Linked DNA regions of Homo sapiens: region 2 is linked to region 1. A link is a contact called in ENCODE Hi-C or POLR2A ChIA-PET data. All regions are on one chromosome and are shown on one strand. The core of a region is the stretch at or near the end of the contact, and the rest is flanking DNA. Distances in the headings are between cores, read along the strand shown. Region 1 overlaps UBE2E1 (ubiquitin conjugating enzyme E2 E1). Region 2 overlaps UBE2E2 (ubiquitin conjugating enzyme E2 E2).

The links. A loop is a pair of places that touch in the nucleus more often than their neighbours do. ChIA-PET counts read pairs that join two places held with the same protein, here RNA polymerase II (POLR2A). Pooled maps may share reads with other maps.
Region 2: a pooled map shows a loop between it and region 1 (9-fold over the local background). The contact joins two enhancer-like sites. A Hi-C loop is called at or near these places in 5 of 37 single-sample maps with no recorded cell type and 4 of 50 pooled maps. POLR2A ChIA-PET finds 5 or more read pairs at or near these places in 4 of 52 experiments (GM12878, H1, MCF 10A and 1 more).

What each region holds. Positions count from the first base shown.
Region 1 is chr3:23,827,227-23,831,614 of GRCh38, forward strand. The region is part of intron 3 of UBE2E1 (ubiquitin conjugating enzyme E2 E1); the gene reads left to right. Among named protein-coding and RNA genes, the nearest start is that of UBE2E1-AS1, 23 kb to the left of the region's middle. RefSeq lists enhancers at 2,184-2,613, 3,533-3,742, 4,263-4,312. Within about 2 kb of position 2,450, at least 2 of the 41 ENCODE cell types and tissues checked have a DNase peak (open chromatin) inside an H3K27ac peak, as active enhancers do; they include GM12878, where a contact is called at or near this core.
Region 2 is chr3:23,591,597-23,596,080 of GRCh38, forward strand. UBE2E2 (ubiquitin conjugating enzyme E2 E2) reads left to right here. Exons shown (of 6, transcript NM_152653.4): 6 at 1-198. Among named protein-coding and RNA genes, the nearest start is that of UBE2E1, 210 kb to the right of the region's middle. RefSeq lists enhancers at 2,256-2,305, 2,326-2,435. Within about 2 kb of position 1,860, at least 2 of the 41 ENCODE cell types and tissues checked have a DNase peak (open chromatin) inside an H3K27ac peak, as active enhancers do; they include GM12878, where a contact is called at or near this core.

The DNA of each region.
Region 1 (4,388 bases), core at 1,200-3,699:
GGGGTGAATTTTGGTAATTCTAAAATGATATGAATGCATGAATATATCCAGTATTCTGGGTGTTCATTCACTTTATACAGAATAATGAAGGAACAGTAGAAAGCCTGATTTATGATATTCTGGACAGCTTTTTAGATTTACTATACAAATTTTAGCTTAGTTTCTTTTTGCTTCACACTGTGTGCGGTGGAGATTTTAAAAATAGGATAAAGCTTTAATAATAACAGCTAACTTTATTAAGTATGTCAATATGATTGTTATTCTCATTTTATAAATGAGGAAAGAGAACCTTAAAATGCTTAAGTACCTTGCCCAAGGTCACTAGGCTCTTAAGTGGAGAAGCTGGTATTTAGGCCCTGGCCTTCAAAGCCTAACCATTATACTCTACTGCCTCTTATAGTGGCTTTATGAATTATAGACCTTCTTTTGAGTTGTTGATGTTAAATTTTACTCATATGCAGAGCTGTATTTAAATTTAAAAAGAGGCTTATTTTATAACATAGCCACTAATATTTTTCATTGGAATTGCCATCTACCTCTACTTGTTCTCCAGTGTAGATTTAATTCTTATATTCTTTTGTTTAAAAATCTAAGGTCCTAACTGCCCTTAGAATTAAGTGCCCAAAATCTTATGTAGTATTCAGATCCCCTACAACCTGATCCCAGCTTTTATATTTCCATCTTATTTCCTCTCTCTGTAACTTGCTGTTTTCAGTATGCCCCCTAGGATGTTCTCTCTCCCAGCTTCTTTGCTTTTTATTTTTCAAAGCTCTGATAAAAATGATTCACTCCACACAGCTCTCATCTGTGTCCCAGGGCACTTTAAATACATACCTCTTTAAAACATTTATCACATTGAGTTACGGTCATTTGTGTTTGTCTCTCTGTCAAGACCGAGTTTTTAAAAAATATGATTATTTTTATTTCTTGTACCTAACACCAGAAGATGCCTAAAAAGTATGAATGATTACTGAAACAAATTAAAATACAGCATTTAGTAGTAGTTGTATAAATGTTACCAGTTACTTCATTTAGATGTTACCATCAATCACAGAAACATGTAGGCTGAAGCAATGAAATCATAAATACAGTGTTTTAATCTTCCATTGTGTAAAAAGATCAATTTCTATATTGTATGTAAATGTAATATAACATTTTAAATATAGGTTTAATTTTTGAGAAGATACACAGTATACTTAGTGATTAAAAAGTTAGGTATTTAAATCTATGAGAAAATGGGATCATTATTTGGATATTTACCAGTGCTAATCGAAGCAGTTGCTGGTAAAGGCGTTGGAGTTGATGCATATAGATAGAAGTTACTTTTGCAATAAAACATTAGAGTCACCATCAGAACAGAAGACTTGAAAAATTTTATTTGACTCAAATTACAAACTGAGCATTTATGGGTGTCTGTGTGTGCATAGCACTGAATTAGATCATCTGGAGATACAAAAGTGTGATAGATGCTTTCAATATAAAATAAACGTTACATAGCTACTGAACAAGACATTATATAAAGGTTCGTTAATGACCTAAGATGTAAATTTGTTTATAATTTTTATCATAGTTCAATTTCATCTAAACCTTATGTGATTTCAGTGTTTTCCTCAGATTTGTCTCACACTCTAGTCTGGTGATTTCCAGGCTTGTGCCTGTCCCAGCACACCTAAGGAAGAGGGAAAATGTCCATCAATAAGTAACAGGGGTTTACTTTCAGTGGACAGGGTGGATGGAAGGAGAGATTAGCAAATTTGGGGTGAAAAATAAAAGCCCTCCAGTGGTTCTGACAAGCTGTAGCTAGAGGGGGGTGGCAGTTGCAGAAGGGGCAGTTTCTCCGTCTTGTATTTTTTATTTTTTTCTTTGATTCTTGAAAATAAGTTCTTATTTTTGATAAGATGGAGGATTATTATTATTATTATTTTGAGACAGGGCCTCAAAAAAAAAAAAAAAAGAGAGGGCCTCGCTTTGTTGCCTAGGCTGGAATGCAATGGTGTGATCATAGCTCACTGCAGCCTTGAACTCCTGGGGTCAAGCGATCCTCCCACCTCAGCCTCCTAAGTAGCTGGGACAACAGGTGCACTCCACAAAGTCCAGCTTTTTTTTTTTTTTTAATAGAGACAGGATCTCACTATGTTGCCCAGGCTGGTCTGGAACTCCTAAGCTCAGATGATCCTCCTGCCTCAGCCTCCCAAAGTGCTGGGATTACAGGTGTGAATCACCACACCCAGACCCAGCTGTTTTCTAAATTTTTTTGGAGAGGTGGGGTCTTGCTGTGTTGCCTGGGCTAGTCTCAAACTCCTGGTCTCAAGCAGTCCTTCTGCCTCAACCTCCCAAAGCACGGGGTTTACCAGTAGCCTGAGCCCCCATACCTGCCCCTCTCCTGGAAAAGTGCTGAAGTGGGAAAGTTTACAGATTTAGGGAGTCCAAGGAAAAGGTTGAGGTCGAGCTAATAAGAGAAGGAGAAAGGAAAGAGGAACTGAGAAAGGAAAGGGGTCTAGAAGAGCGGTTAGAAATGGGGACTTTGGTTTTCCCCTCAGGCTTAGCTCACTACTTTCTATAAATAAGAGATGTCTGAAAGAGAAGCAGATAAAAGGAGAAAGCCTTCAGCAAATTTGTGAGTTGATAAGCATGGATTGATTGGCTCTGTTGGCCTGGGTTCTTGAGGAGTTTGCTGCTATTTCGGAATTTCTGTAGAGAAACCCTGGCATTGTCAGGATATGGGTATGCCACATGTTTCCCTTCCTCCCCCTTCCCTCCACTCCTTCTTATTACCTAGCTAGCTACACCTGGAATTTTGGTTCTAGAATAATTTAAAAGATACTTTGTCAAGAAAATATCTTTGGAAAAATCATGCATATATTATTTTTCCTTTTTTCTTTTTAACTACTTCCTGGTTCTTTAGGCTCCTCTAATTCTTACATGCATGTGCTTGATCTCTGGGCCATGCTTGCTTCTAGTTAAGTAGCCTTTCAGGATGGTGTTTAATTTATTCTGAGCCCTTTATAATATCCCCTGACAAGAGCATGGAGTGGATAGAGGGAGTCTTAGTCAATATGTATTATAAATAGATTTAGGGTTCACAAAGGTCAGCAGCCTTCATCTCTTGCCCTACCCCCATCACACACAAAAATAAAAATCACAAATAATAAAGGATTTTAAGAGTTATACCAGTCGGGAGTGGGTTCATTTTTTTGTTTTTGTTTTTGTTTGTTTTTGGCAAGCTGAAGTCATCTGTTGGATCCAAAAATGCATAAAAATCTTCAGGCTTATAGAACCAACAGCATCAAAGGAAGAGCAGTGTGACTCAATATTGGGGTGGGGGCAGGTTTGGGGTTTTGGTTGTGTAGAAGCTCCTTATGAGAGAACAGTGTGATGCTTGGAGCTGTGGAGAATCCAGCCACTGCTTTTTCTCTCTTCCTTACCTTATTACTCTTCTTGATTCACCTGGATGTGGAAACTGTCCCTGTTTAAGAGTGGCCTTGTCAATGCTCTCTGTGTATCATGTGTACAGTAGGGAATGTGTCAAGCCAGATGAGTGGTCTCATTGAAACATCAGCAAATCAGTATATCGTAGAATTTAGATCCCCCTTGGAGGTGGTGGTGATAGCTAACTTCTGTTGCGGTCTTAACTGTGGGTCAAGTTTTGTTCTAAGGACTTTGAACATTAGAAACTCATTTAAAACTTAAACCATTCCTGTTGGTGGTCATGTAATCCCATTTTACAGATTATGAAATCAACATTAAGGTTATGTGCAGCTTAGTAAGTGGAGAAGCCAGAAGAACCCACGTGATCTGGCTTCAGGGCCGATACTCAACCACTGTACTTTGGAGAGAATTAGTCATTCTGATACCACTTTTGTTATTAGCTAAGACTCTTTATGTTGCAGGTAACAGCAGTCTAATTAATTCATTTAAATAAAAAGATAATATTATAGGGATATTTGAGTGTGTGTCTGATAACCCAGGAACTGAAATGTTCTGGATATCAGAAACAACAGAAACCAGGAATTCTCTCCAACTCTCATCTATGCTCTCACTCCAAGTGCGCTTTATTTTTTCTCACATCGCAGATTGCTCCTGGCTGCCCACAGCCTGCCTGAAGAACATGACCACAGGCACCCAGAGAGAAACTTACTTTTGGCCAGTTGTAAAACTCTTGGGCGAGGGACCAGTTAGTCTAACTTGATTGAGTTTTGGATCAGTCAGCTATTTTGGTAATTAAAGTGAAAGGGTCCAGATGACACTAATATTGGGAGCTAGTTTGACAAAATATTTAACAAAATGAATACTTTTTTTTTTTTTTTCGAGACATGGTCCCACTCTGTTGCCCAGGCTGGAGTGCAGTGGTGTGATCACAGCTCACTGCAGCCTTGATGTCCCAGGCT
Region 2 (4,484 bases), core at 610-3,109, 240 kb before region 1:
CAGTACATAAATGCATTGGGCAGAGCTATATTCCAGTGAAACTTTATTTACCACCATAGGCATGGGATTTGGCCCATGGGTTGTAGTTTGCCAATCCCTGACACAGACCAACATAGACTGGGGGCTGGATGAAAAACAAATAACGATGTGTCATTTCTTTCTTTAACATAAAATAAATTCAATATGGTACAACACTGATTTTTGGAAAGTTGCTCAGAATGTTTAATTGCCTACAGTTTCTCACCACAAAGTTTTTTATTTTTACTTCAGATTTTAAAATTCAGCACTAAAGGCATTGAACCATTGAAAATAAAATTTTATTAAACTGCTTTTTTCCCCTACTTTTGGCTGATTAAACCAGACCCATAATACTAATACTTTAAAGACAATCTTTATAGGCAGTTTTTAAATTAAATTTTTTTTTTTTTGGTCTGTAGCAACAAGGTCTCACTGTGTTGCCCAGGCTGGTCTCAAACTCCTGGCCTCAAGTGATCCTCTCACCACAGCCTCCAAAACTGCTAGGATTATATAGGCTTGAGCCACTGTAGCCAGCCAACACACATTTTAAGTGATAAATATATTACATTGCACATTTCACATCTACTTGTACATCAGACCATTTAAAAATGTGTTATTAGGCCAGGCTTGGTGGCTCACACCTGTAATCCTAGCTTGGGACGCCGAGGTAGAGATTGCTTGAGCCCAGGATTTCGAGACCAGCCTAAGCAACATGACAAAACCCAGGCTCTACAAAAAAATACAAAAATGAGCTGGGCATGGTGGTGCACGCCTGTAGTCCCCGCCACTCGGGAGGCTTAGGTCAGAGGATCACCTGAACCCAGGAAGTCGAGGCTGCAGTGAGCCATAATTGCGCCAGTGCACCCCAGCCTGGGCAACAGAGCAAGACGCTGTCTCAAAAACAAAACAAAATTTGTGATATTTAGGAACCAAAGATTACAACAACTCTAGTAGGAATTCTAGTCACTGACCTGTTTGTTTTCCTGTGACCCATTTTTAGGTTTAATGCCCATCTGTGATATGAAGAGGCTGTAAAACTTCTCTCCCCAACTTTATGATTTATTCATACTTCATGACAAATGTACACAGCCCTCAAAATGTAAAAGCTAGAGAAACTCCAGAGAAACCAACAAACTTAGTAGAGCTGAAGTCTAGATTTCAAATAACATGGTCATTTTACTTGAAATCTGTAATTGCAGCAGGCAATACAATTCCAATAAATTTTTTAAAATGCATGTAAAATAAGATTTAAGAGTAATTTGACACTCAGTAAACAAAATTGTTTAGCTTAAAAATACAGGGATAACATTTCTAAAATTTAGGAATTATTTTGTACCATAATAATGCTGAATTTTTCACACTAGTTACTGCTAGATATAGTATTTGTAGCTATGTTAGATAAAATGTTGGCAGATCCTTGACTGAGGCAAGACCATTGGTTATTGAGGAAATGGTTTGAGATTATATTTGTTGATCTTAAATCATTCAAAACGTTGTGTCCTTAATTTGTCATCAAGCTGCAAACAAGGGGAAGATTTTTATCTGTTCTACAGGAATCCACTGATGATAGCAACTGCAGAAGTAGTCAGTCTTTTCTTCTTATTCCAAGATTAGGAAGTAAACATAGAAGTTCATCACGTAAACTTATTTAGGAATTAAAAAGAAAGGAAATAATATGTATTCAGGATGTACTATACCAGGCTATAATAAGTCATCTAATAAAAGCTCAGCCTACCTTTTAAGGGTGTAGGTGGCCCTCAGTCGCAAAAAGCTAACCAGGTGCCAAAGCGAGATTCCCATTCAAGCATGTGACACCAGAGCCCTTACTGTCAACGACAAAACCACATAAACCTTTCCTTTGACTATGAGGGCATACCATAAAAATGAATTGGCATAATTCAGTCTTAGAGTCAAGGAGGAGCACAATTCCTAGGTGGTGGGGTTTTGCCATCTTCAAAAAATGGGAAAAAAAAATGTTGAAGAAAATGTGGACTTGATATTAGATGGGAGACCAAACAGGAGGGACCAGCATTCTGATCTTAGAGGTACTGCATGCAGATTTGATCAGCCATGGGGAAACAGGTCAGTTGGAAAACCCCTGAACTTCTCTGCATCTCAGTACTGCAATAAGAGGGGTGTTAATTATTGTCAGGCATGGCAACTTTTTGATGTCTGTATCTTTAAAAAGAGAGGTCTTCATACTTAATACTGAAAACAGTTGAAATTGCACCCAAAAAGCCCTACCAGATATCCTGACCACCTGCATTTTATTTCAAGGTAGCTTTGTAACTGTCAAAATGTCCTTACTGTACAGAACACTTTCATATGTGGACCAGGACTGCGAGCCGAATGAGCACACCCTATACCTCAGCTAGTCCTAGAATTGTCCTCAGAGGCATTGAAGAGCTGACCTAGTTATATTCTGAACCCTAACATTTTAAGCTACATCAGATCTGGAATCTTTGGGAGTTGAGACCATCAAGGAGCTTAGAGTAGCTTGGCCTCTGAGGACCTTCCATGGTAGCCATGCGTTTCCCCACATCCATGCCGCCACCTTGGGAGCCAACTGGAACATTCATTCTCTGTTAAGTAGAAGGAATGTTCACATTCCTTTCACTCTCACGTTCCCCCATGAGCACTGGTAATGTGGGTTAAGGTTATCTTAAAACAGAATGTCTTACGTCTCAGGAACCCCTTGGTCCTGGACAAACCAAGACTGTTGGTCACATGAGCTTTTGTGCTCAGAGTACCAAGGTTAAGATCTTAGGCAATGCCTGGGACCAGTTTTTCCCATAGAAATATTTAACTTAAGGACAGTGTTTTCCTTGATGCACAATGATGGCTTTAGAAGGGATCTTCTATCTGAAAAACCCTGCCCCTCTCTGTGGCTTCCACACCTAGGCCTCTTCATTCATTTCCTGCTTCTGAAGGCCTCTGAGGGATTTAAACCAACTGCAGCCTTTCTTTACATCTCTGAACATGGCTTAAGGTATGTATGTCTTTCTGTGAAGGAACAGGAGTAGTCTGAAGACTAATAAGCTTTTTGAGAGGATTTCTCAAAAGGAACGTGTGAATTTTTAAACATGGGACCCACACAGGAAAATGGGGGAGATGTGGTAACCACCGATCTCTCTTGTTTATAAATCCATACAGTCAAAGTGGGGGCCAACCCCAATTATTCCAGAATGCCCAGTGTCAGAGTTTTCACTTCTGGTTACAGAAGGAAACCTTACCCACTAACCTTGGCAACCTTTAGAGCTGTGTGACTCCCAGCCCCCGTCTCACAGCATCCCCTCCTTCCCCTTAACATGACCCTCATCCATCTTTTTAAAAATTAGATAGGAGGTTAGAGTTCAGGATGACAATCACATCCTGGTTTACAGGAAATTGAGACCTCCTGAGAAATCATGTCAAGCTATGCAACAGAAAAGTAACAGATGCTTTACAATTGGTGCCTCTGAGCACATTGAGAAACACCAACCAAGATTCTTTTCCTTAATCCGTAGTTGTACAAAGGGGCAGTGAGAGGTCACACTCTGCTGGTGAGCCTGCCGCTGTGCTAAAATTGCCTAGAAGTAAGATGATCACATTCTTCGTTGTCTGTTTGGTCTCCAACTTGAAACTACTGACAAACAGGTAAATACATGATGACGATGGCTGCCACCATGAACTTTGACAATTTTATTCTCTTTCCTTTAGACCAACAGCTGACTTTATGCTCACCACCAAACAGCCCTCAAGTACTGCGATTTGAAAATCAAAGCAGTGTATGGTCAGTTATTAGAAACCTGTGATGAGAAACTCCAGAAGCCATTATTAATTCCCCAGAGACCCCATTCACTTTAAGCAATCTATGAGGAAATTATGTTAAATTCAAGCATGACTGTGCATTTTTACTTAAATGTAAAACATATGCCTGTATTAAAGAATCCCCAAATTCCCATGTGTTCTTAATGGGTGTAGTAAAATACTAGGGTGTACTTGTCAGTCCAGATTTGGGCTACTGGATTTGGAGGCAGTGGTAATGTTTAGTTATTGCTTGGAATTTTTTTATAGATTTATGGGGTTACAAGTTAATTTCTGTTACGTGGATAGCTTACAGATTTTTAATGGGAGAGAGAAGAAATAGGTTTATATAAAAATTGTTTTTTAATATAACAAAATTTTTATAAAGTGAATATTTTTAAAGTACATTTACATAAAGATGCTACCTTGCTAGGTACTACAAAATAAAGACTGTATGTATTAAACCCCCAATATGTTTGCAAGCAATTTGCACTTGATTTTTTTTGTAGATTAAGAGGTCACAGGGTAAGTTGCTGGGTCAGCACAGTCAAGGGAGAATCAGAAATGGGTTCTAGTTAAGAAGAATAGAAATTTTGTCAGAGTGCTATTATTATTATTTATGGCAAGAGATTGAGAGTGTGTCCTCTATTTAGGGAAGATGAATGGGGAACTATGATTCC